Regions from separate parts of the Homo sapiens genome. Here all the other regions are linked to region 3. Evidence: chromatin contacts called from ENCODE Hi-C or POLR2A ChIA-PET data. All regions are on one chromosome and are shown on one strand. The core of a region is the stretch at or near the end of the contact, and the rest is flanking DNA. Distances in the headings are between cores, read along the strand shown.

Region 1 (2,852 bases), core at 13-2,512, 300 kb after region 3:
TAGGCATGGTGGCTCATGCCTGTAATCTCAGCTACTCAGGAGGCTGAGGCAGGAGAATCTCTTGAACCTGGGAGGCGGAGGTTGCGGTGAGCCGAGATCGCACCATTGCACTCCAGCCCGGGCAACAAGGGCAAAACTCTAAAAAAATAAAATAATTAAATAAATAAATAAATAAAATTGTACTCAGGGTCCCCTTTTATAAGGGAACCAATGCCATTAATGAAGACGCCACTCTCAACCTAACCATCTCCCAAAGGCCCCACCTCCTAATACCATTACACTGGGGGTTAGGATTTCAACATCTGAATTTGGGGGGAACACAAACATTCAGTCCATTACAGGAGCCGAGCTCAGAATTAAATCCTTATAGGTATGGAATTTCAATACATGACTGAGGTGGCATGGGAGATCAGTGGGGAAAAGAGGAACTATTCAATGAATGGTTCTTGGAAAAGTGGTTATCCACATGGGGAAAAATGAAATAAGAACCCTATCTCATGCTTTATTTTTTAAAAAAAGCAAACCCTTAAATGACAAAGAGAACACTTTATGACTTTAGACTGAAATATAGACACGTTTCCAATAATGGTGAACAATGTAATAAGGGCCAGCCTTCCCAATCAACACAACTCTTTTTTTTTTTTTTTTTTTTTTTTTTTTTGAGACAGAGTCTCGGTCTGTCACTGAGGCTGGAGTGCAGTGGCACAATCTTGTCTCAATGCAACCTCTGCCTCCGGGTTCAAGCGATTCTTGTGCCTCAGCCTCCCAAGTAGCTGAGATTATATGCATGTGCTACCATGCTGGTCTAGTTTTTTTGTGTTTTAGTAGAGATAGGGTTTCACCATGTTGGCCAGGCTGGGTCTTGAATTCCTGGCCTCAAGCAATCCACCCGCCTCAGCCTCCCAAAGTGCTAGGATTATAGGAATGAGCCACCGTGCCCGGCCACAATTAACAATTTATGACAAAACATAAAAGCCATCTCCATAGAAGCAGGAAATATCAAAAACATGGCAATGAATCACCAGAATAATATCGAGAGGAGTGAGGAGATCTAAGCATTCAAGCTTGTTTCTGCCCTTTAAGAAAGGGCAGCCAAGTGACTTTGTGTCATTTTTTTGGCAGTCTTTTTAGTCTAAGGAAACACATGTGGGAGTCTAGGATTCACCAAGGGTGTGGACCATGCTAAACCACACCTGCTTTGGGCTGAAAACAAGAATGGATGTACCCTAGGAGTAAGGGTGAATCAGAAGTAAACCAACCCTTTGATGGACTGAAGCCCAGCTTTGAGTCATCTTGGTGGCTCGGAAAATCTCAAGCCCTGAACTTGGTGTAAGGTAAATCCAGATTGCTAGTGCCCCCACGTGCTTAGCAGAAGCAGATAATAATCCTCTTAAGGTGATGATAATATCACCCCTAGCTTTAAATTATTTCTAAAAATAAAATTTAAATACCTTTCAGCACATAAACAAAGATGACCAGAAATGTGAGATATTATACCATGACCGAGAAACAATAGAAAATCAGACCTGAAGAAATGCAAATACTTGAATTATCAGCCAAAACTGTAAAATGAATGTGCTTATTATGCTCTAGGGGATAAAACTAGGCTTGTGAATTTTTTGCAACAACTGGAAACTATAAATTTGATGGAGATTATTTTTACGAACCAAAAAGAAACTTCAAGAAATGAAAGGCACAGACTCTAAATTCAGAACTCCCTGAATGGCTTTAACAACAGTTCAGACCCAGATAAAGAGAGAATTCATGATTTAGAAGATAAGTCAGAAGAAACTACCCAGAATGGGAAGAAAAAAAAAGATGCTCTAAAAGGAAAAGTATGAATGTACTTCAATGCTGTATACATGTACTGTTTTTAAAGCACTATTTTTGTTTTAATTTTGTTTGAATCAAACAATAAAAATAATTTATACTTCTGGCCGCCAAGAGGTAGTAACAAGAGCCAAATTTACCTTTCATCTGAAACAACAACAAAGAATAAATATAGAAAAATGAGTTTTCAGGACTTGAACATCAAGCAATGAATGACTGCCATCCCTGAGAGACAGGAAAGAAAAGGAGTTAGCCCTGTGATTGTCTCAGCTTCCAGGCCATAGCACAAGAAGAAGAAACCCATATTGAGCCTAGCAGAGTACCTGAATTGATGAGACAGGTGAGAGTCCAGGAGACCAAGATGACTAGAGTTCTCAGGACAGAGTACCAGAGATGTAAGATATGCAGACAGAGAGAACCTTAGAGAACTGAAGAAAGTTTACTTTACATACTTAGCTGAGTGCTGATCAGCACGAGCATATGAGAAACATACCCTAGGCTGGATAAAGAATTTCCCAAAAGAAAGAAAATACTACTCAGTGCTTATATCCAGGGCTGGGAATAGTGCCTGTTTCTACTAGCCAGATATGAAAAGTTCATAATTCCTGTTCGTATGATGTTCCTGCCTGAGCAATAAGGAATAATTCACACTAGACTGAGCAGTACTCAAAGAATACCAGGCATATAAAGAATCAAGAAAACACAACCCATAATGAGTAGAATAATTGGTCAACTGAAACTGACCAGTGGCTGACTCAAATGTCAGAATGAGTAGACAAGGACATTAAAACGGATATTATAACTGCATTCCATGAGATCAAAAATTTACATGGAAACCTGAAAGATGTAAAAAAGACAAACAATTTATAGAAATGAAAGAATAATGTCTGAAATTAAAAGTATAATGGATAACATTAATGGTAGATTAGATGTTATAGATAGAAAGATTAGTAAACTTAAAGCCAGCAATAGAAACTATATAAAAAGAAACACAAAGAAAAAAAGTGACAAAACAGGCATGA
Region 2 (2,834 bases), core at 236-2,735, 280 kb before region 3:
TTATTTTTTGTAGAGACAAGAGTCTCCCTATTATTGCCCAGGCTTGTCTTGAACTCCTGGGCTCCAGTGATCCTCCTACCTCAGCCTCCCAAAGTGCTGGGATTACAGGTGTGAGCCACTGTGCCTGGCCGATGCTTGGATTTTGATTCAAAGTGTCCTGGGCTCAGTAAGATTTCAGGGGAGGTGTTCAGCATTTGGACATTGCAGAATGGACCCATCAGCATGTGGTCGTCATTGGGCCCCTGAGATGAGCTGAGAATCAGGAGGGTAGAGACTGCTGTCTACACCCTGCAGCCCCAGCCCCCCAGGAACGAAGCTGTCGTCCAACGTCAGCCTTGTTGCTGGGGACAGTGGAGATCATATCCCCACCCCGGGAACCCTGGGGCTGCTCGAGAAGAGGATGCTATGAAGAGCTGACTGTTTTGGTGATTAAAAGGAGTGTTTAAAACAACCGGGCCTCATTCTGGGTTGCATGCTGTCAGAGAGAGCCAGGACAACTCCATCACTGGATGTCCCCATAAATCTAAGCTGGCCAGGAATCAGCATGACCCATTTTAGCCAAGAGGGGTCGGTTAGCCTCCTCTCCATCTATGCTTAGACATAGGTATGAGGGGCCTGGCCTTGTGTCTGAGGGACCTCTGCAAAAGGTTTTATGTGCAAGAGGAGAAGGCCCTCCCTGCCAGCTCCCAGGTCTCCTGGGCTGCACCTATCTCAAGTTCCCTTTCCCACGTCAAAGAATAGGAGAAAGGACATTCAGCAGCGTTTGAGAGACAACGCGCGCACCCCACGGCCCAGGCTTCCTGCACTCCTGGCAAGGGGCAGGGCGGGGCTCGGCCAGCGTAGTCATTGCCCATGGAATCTCAAACACTGGGTTGCTTTTCACCGAGGCCACGCGCCAGCGACTCTGAAGCCTCCTCTCCTCCAGCGGATCGTGGCCCGCGGCTTCTCGCCCTCGCTTGCACGCTTTGCCCAAGAACTCTTCCCGGGGCAGAGAAGTTGTGGAAACAAGCGGCTGGCCCGACGGCGGAGAAAGCGGGCTGCGGGGCTGCAGGTCAGCGTGATGGAAGAGAGGAAGGCGCACGGCGGGTGGAATAAACGCGCATGGGTGTGAGGACGGAGACGCCCCGAGGGGCTGAACGCGCGGAGCATCGGAGTGAGGGAGCGACCCCTAAGGACGCCTTCTAAGGGGCTCACAGGCCCAAACACAGCGGGGCAGCCTGATCGGCGCCCCAGCCAGAAAGGCGGGGACAGAGCCCTCACTCCCTCTCCTCCCCAAAAGAAAATAATGCAACGAGACGGAAGACTTCTCGCCCGGCTGTGCGTTTTTATTGGCGCGTCTGCAGCGACCCCCAGCGGGGAGACCAAGGGTGTGGCCGGGGCGACCCTCAGCGCACCTGGGCCAGGTTGTGCCTCTTGTACAGCAGCGCGCGTCTCTTCTCGCGATTGCGCACGAAGACGCGCAGCCGCGCGGTAGGGAAGGTCACGGGCGCGGGCCGCGAACAGGCCGGGCCCTCCTCTGTTAGCCACGGGCACTGCAGGCAGCTGGACGCGCAGGGCCGGCCCCTGGGACGGACATAGGCTCAGCACGTGGCCCAGCGGCGGGAGGGGTGTGGGGAAGGCAAGTGGAAAAGGGGAGAGGGGGAAGGGAGAGTACCGAGGGGAAAGGGAGTGGGGGGGCGGGGCGGGGCGGGACGGAAGGAGGAGGGGGCGGGACGGGAGGAGGGGGCGGGGAGAAGGAGGAGGAGAGGGGCGCGCCTTACCAGGGCTGGGCGCACAGAGTGCTGCGCAGGAAGGCCACGGCGCCCCCGGACAGCCCCGCGTAGCAGCGGCTCAGCCGGACCAGCCCCTTGCGCAGTCCTCTCTGCAGGTCGCGTGCACCCTCGCTGCTCACCGGGTACTCGGCGCTCAGCCTGCGCAGGTGGCGGGTGCACGGGCCCTGAGGTCACCCTCCTTGGGTAGACCAGGGCGGAGGGGGAGGGGATGCAGGAGCACTGAGGTCACCCTCGGGTGGCCGGTGCAGGGGCCGTGAGGTCATCCTCGGGTGGACGAGGGTGCAGGGGCCGTGAGGTCACCCTCAGGTGGACGGGGGTGCAGGGGCCCTGAGGTCACCCTCGGGTGGAGGGGGGAGACTGCCCCGCCCACCTAGCAACCCCCAGACAGGTTGGAGGACTCACATGATGAAGGCTGTCACACCGATGGCCCAGATGTCTGTCTGTGGAACAGCCCCCTGGCCCTCCAGGAGCTCTGGAGCTGGGAGGGGCACATGTGGTTGGGCTCAGGTGGAGGGACACAGGTGGTGGGCATGAGTGAGTGGTCCCAGGTGGGATAGGTGGGGCACAGGTGTGTGGGCCAGGTGTGTGGCTGAGTGGGTGGCAGTGGAGCTGGGAGAGAGGACAGCACTGGAGGAGAGGGGGCTTCTTCCTGCCCCCCGCCCCAGGTGAGGTCCCCCCAACTGTCCACACACGCACCCATGGTCTCTAGGTAGTCCTTGAACTTGTCTGAGGGCAGCACCTTCTCCTGGCTGAGGCTCTGTGCATTGCCCAGGTCCACGACCTTGAGCAGGTTGTATTCGGTGATGATCATGTTCTCGGACCTCAGGTCCAGGTGCAGGATGTGCTGGTTGTGCAGGTACTGGGTGGCACTCAACATCTGCCACAGGTAGTCCTTCACCTCGGATTCTGAGTAGGAGGCCCTGGGGGGCAGAAGCTGCTCAGCCCAGGCTCCGGGGTGGGGGCCACCAGGGCCAGGGCTGAGACTACTCCCCGTGGACTGGGAGGGGCACTGGCTGTGCAGAGGGGCCTGGTCCTCCAGCCCCACCCCAGAGGCCTGGGTCC
Region 3 (2,718 bases), core at 22-2,521:
TGAATGGAATTTATATGAGGGTTTGAGGAATCTGGCTCAGGCTGAGTCCAGTTTCTTTCTGTGTTTTGAGCAACAACCTAGTTACTGTCATCTGTGCCTGGGAACGTTCATGGCTATGGCTCGGGTTCAAGTCTGCAGAGGAAATTATACAGTTGGCGAAGTCACAGAGTGGCCAAGGGACTCTGTTTCTCAGTCAGCACTGGGAATGAAAGTGGAAAGGGGAAGCAGGGGTACGTCACAACCTCCAAAATCAGGGTGCCCAGCACGCTGAGGTTCTGGTAAGGGGTTTCTTCCAGACTGCAGACTTCCTTCCCGCTGCCTTCACACAGTAGAAAGCTGCACAAAGCTCTTGGGGTCCCTTTTATGAAGGCTCTGTCCTCATGACCTAGTCACCTCCGAAGCACCAACGCCTTGGGGTGAGGATTTCACATGGGAGTTAGGGTGCACATTCAGTTTAACACGGCAGGGATAGGACCAGTGCTCTGAGGGTGTCTGGGTAGCTGCTGGTTCATCCAGAAGTTTACTGGGTAATACTCAGAAATTCCACAAATCATTAAGGTCATTACCTTGTTAAGCTCCCGATATGGAATCGCGACTAGCAGTGACCAATTGGCGGTGTTAACTAGGCGCATCTTGTGTGTTTTCTTTTTTCTTTTTTTATGAGACAGGGTCCGCTCACTCGTTCAGGTTGGAGTGCAGTGGCGCGAAGTCCTGGGTTCGAGATCCTCCCGCCTCAGCCTCAAAGCGTTGGGGCTACAGGGGCGCGCGCGCGCCTGGCCCATTTTAACTTCTTATTTTTGAGACAGTCTCGCTCTGTCGCCCAGGCGGGAGTGCAGTGGCGCGATCTCGGCTCACTGCAACCTCTGCCTCCCGGCTCAAGTGATTCTCCTGCTTCAGCCTCCTGAGTAGCTGGAATTACAGGTGTGCACCACCACACCCGGCTAATTTTTGTATTTGAGTAGAGACCGGGTTTCACCATGTTGGACAGGCTAGTCTCGAACTCCCGACCTCAAGCGATCCGCCCGCCTCGGCCTCCCAACTTGCTGGGATTACAGGCGAGAGCCACTCCGCCCGGCCCCGTTTTAACCATTTTTAAACTTCCAGTTCAGAGGCGTTCCCGCGCCCGGCAGGGTAGGCGCAGTGCGCAGGCGCCCAAAGCCGACGTGGAGGTGATGCGCGGGAGCACAGATCCGGGGCAGTGCGCTGCGCAGAGGCGCGCGGCGAAGCCGAGTGGGCGCGGGAGTGACGTCACGGCGCGCGACGCGGAGGCGGGGTCGGGCCTGGGTCCGACGGTAGTGGGTAGCGGGTCTCGGGTTGCGGGTTGCAGGTTGCAAGCCGCAGGCCCCAGGCAACTGCCTTCCCGGCGCCATGTTCGGCTCCAGTCGTGGAGGCGTGCGCGGCGGGCAGGACCAGTTCAACTGGGAGGACGTGAAGACTGACAAGCAGCGGGAGAACTACCTGGGTGGGTGCGCGCGGTGGGCGGGCTCCGGGCTCCGGGCTCCGGGATCCCGGGCGGGCGCTGGACTCACAGCGTCTACGTCCGCAGGCAACTCGCTGATGGCGCCGGTAGGCCGCTGGCAGAAGGGCCGCGACCTCACCTGGTACGCCAAGGGCCGGGCGCCATGCGCGGGCCCGAGCCGCGAGGAGGAACTGGCAGCCGTGCGGGAGGCGGAGCGCGAGGCGCTGCTGGCCGCCCTGTGAGTGTCCGCGGACGGCAGCGGTCGGTGCCTGGGACGGCGCTGCCGGGGCAGGGTGGGGCCGGGGCCGGGGACTGGGGGTCGGGCTGGGCGGGAGCGGGGCTGCGGGGACTCGCGCGGGCGGGACCCTGAGGACGAAGGCTGGAGTGGTGAGGACCTGTGGTGGGAGGAGGTCCGTCCGTCCTGACGCCTGCCCCGGCCCTCTCGCAGTGGCTACAAGAACGTGAAGAAGCAGCCCACGGGCCTGAGCAAGGAGGTAACTCCCCGGGGTGGGGGGCGCGTGGAGGGCCGTGGGTGTGGGGCCGACTCGAGCGCTCCCTGTGCTCTCGCACCTGCAGGACTTCGCGGAGGTCTGCAAGCGGGAAGGAGGCGACCCCGAGGAGAAGGGCGTGGACCGGCTGCTGGGGCTGGGGAGCGCAAGGTGCGGGCGGGTTTCCAGGGGAGGGCAGCACTGGGCTCGATTGCTCGGGTGAGGCGGACCCCTGCCGTACTGTCTTCATCGCCATGTCCCTGCAGTGGCTCCGTGGGCCGCGTGGCGATGTCCCGAGAGGACAAGGAGGCCGCCAAACTGGGGCTGTCTGTGTTCACGGTAATCCCCCGCCCCGCCTGACCGCAGCAGGGGCTAACAGGGGTGGGGCGGGGCGGGGGCACTGAACGGAGCTCCCCGGGGCGCTGCGGGGCGTGGTGTGGGGCCGGCCCGCAGACTCCTCCGCAGAGCTCGCTTCTCCCGCAGCATCACCGCGTAGAGAGCGGCGGGCCCGGGACCTCGGCAGCCTCGGCCAGGAGGAAGCCGCGGGCGGAGGATCAGACGGAAAGCAGGTGAGGCTGTGCCACCTGGGCTAGCTGTGCCCCGGGGTGGGGGGTCTCGGGAGGACCGGAGCGGCTCCCACTCGGGCAGGTGGCAGCTTCTCTTGGCGCACCGGCCCGGCGGGTGGCCTGCCCTACTTTACTTCCTGTCCCAGTTACTCCTAGGTTTTTCTCTAGGGGAGTTTCTCGGGTCACCCTTGAAGAGAGGTCCTAA

The links. A loop is a pair of places that touch in the nucleus more often than their neighbours do. ChIA-PET counts read pairs that join two places held with the same protein, here RNA polymerase II (POLR2A). Pooled maps may share reads with other maps.
Region 1: a pooled map shows a loop between it and region 3 (2.5-fold over the local background). The contact joins the enhancer-like site here to the promoter of C1orf35 in region 3. A Hi-C loop is called at or near these places in 1 of 50 pooled maps. POLR2A ChIA-PET finds 5 or more read pairs at or near these places in 2 of 52 experiments (AG04450 and activated CD8-positive, alpha-beta memory T cell).
Region 2: a loop to region 3 is called in a pooled map, with 6 times the contacts of the local background. The contact joins the enhancer-like site here to the promoter of C1orf35 in region 3. A Hi-C loop is called at or near these places in 4 of 50 pooled maps.

Annotation. Positions count from the first base shown.
Region 1 is chr1:227,804,206-227,807,057 of GRCh38, reverse strand. No RefSeq gene overlaps it. Among named protein-coding and RNA genes, the nearest start is that of PRSS38, 10 kb to the left of the region's middle. Within about 2 kb of position 1,262, at least 4 of the 41 ENCODE cell types and tissues checked have a DNase peak (open chromatin) inside an H3K27ac peak, as active enhancers do.
Region 2 is chr1:228,377,347-228,380,180 of GRCh38, reverse strand. It overlaps OBSCN (obscurin, cytoskeletal calmodulin and titin-interacting RhoGEF), which reads right to left. Exons shown (of 116, transcript NM_001386125.1): 113 at 2,469-2,692; 114 at 2,175-2,250; 115 at 1,761-1,910; 116 at 1,305-1,563. The coding sequence ends at 1,386. Among named protein-coding and RNA genes, the nearest start is that of TRIM11-AS1, 16 kb to the left of the region's middle. RefSeq lists an enhancer at 1,514-1,583. Within about 2 kb of position 1,485, at least 19 of the 41 ENCODE cell types and tissues checked have a DNase peak (open chromatin) inside an H3K27ac peak, as active enhancers do.
Region 3 is chr1:228,101,878-228,104,595 of GRCh38, reverse strand. It overlaps C1orf35 (chromosome 1 open reading frame 35), which reads left to right and starts at 1,271. Exons shown (of 8, transcript NM_024319.4): 1 at 1,271-1,462; 2 at 1,547-1,697; 3 at 1,908-1,953; 4 at 2,036-2,118; 5 at 2,214-2,286; 6 at 2,431-2,516. The coding sequence starts at 1,369. RefSeq lists enhancers at 344-1,063, 1,064-1,784, 1,785-2,504, 2,505-2,718 and silencers at 1,507-1,776, 1,937-2,106, 2,357-2,436.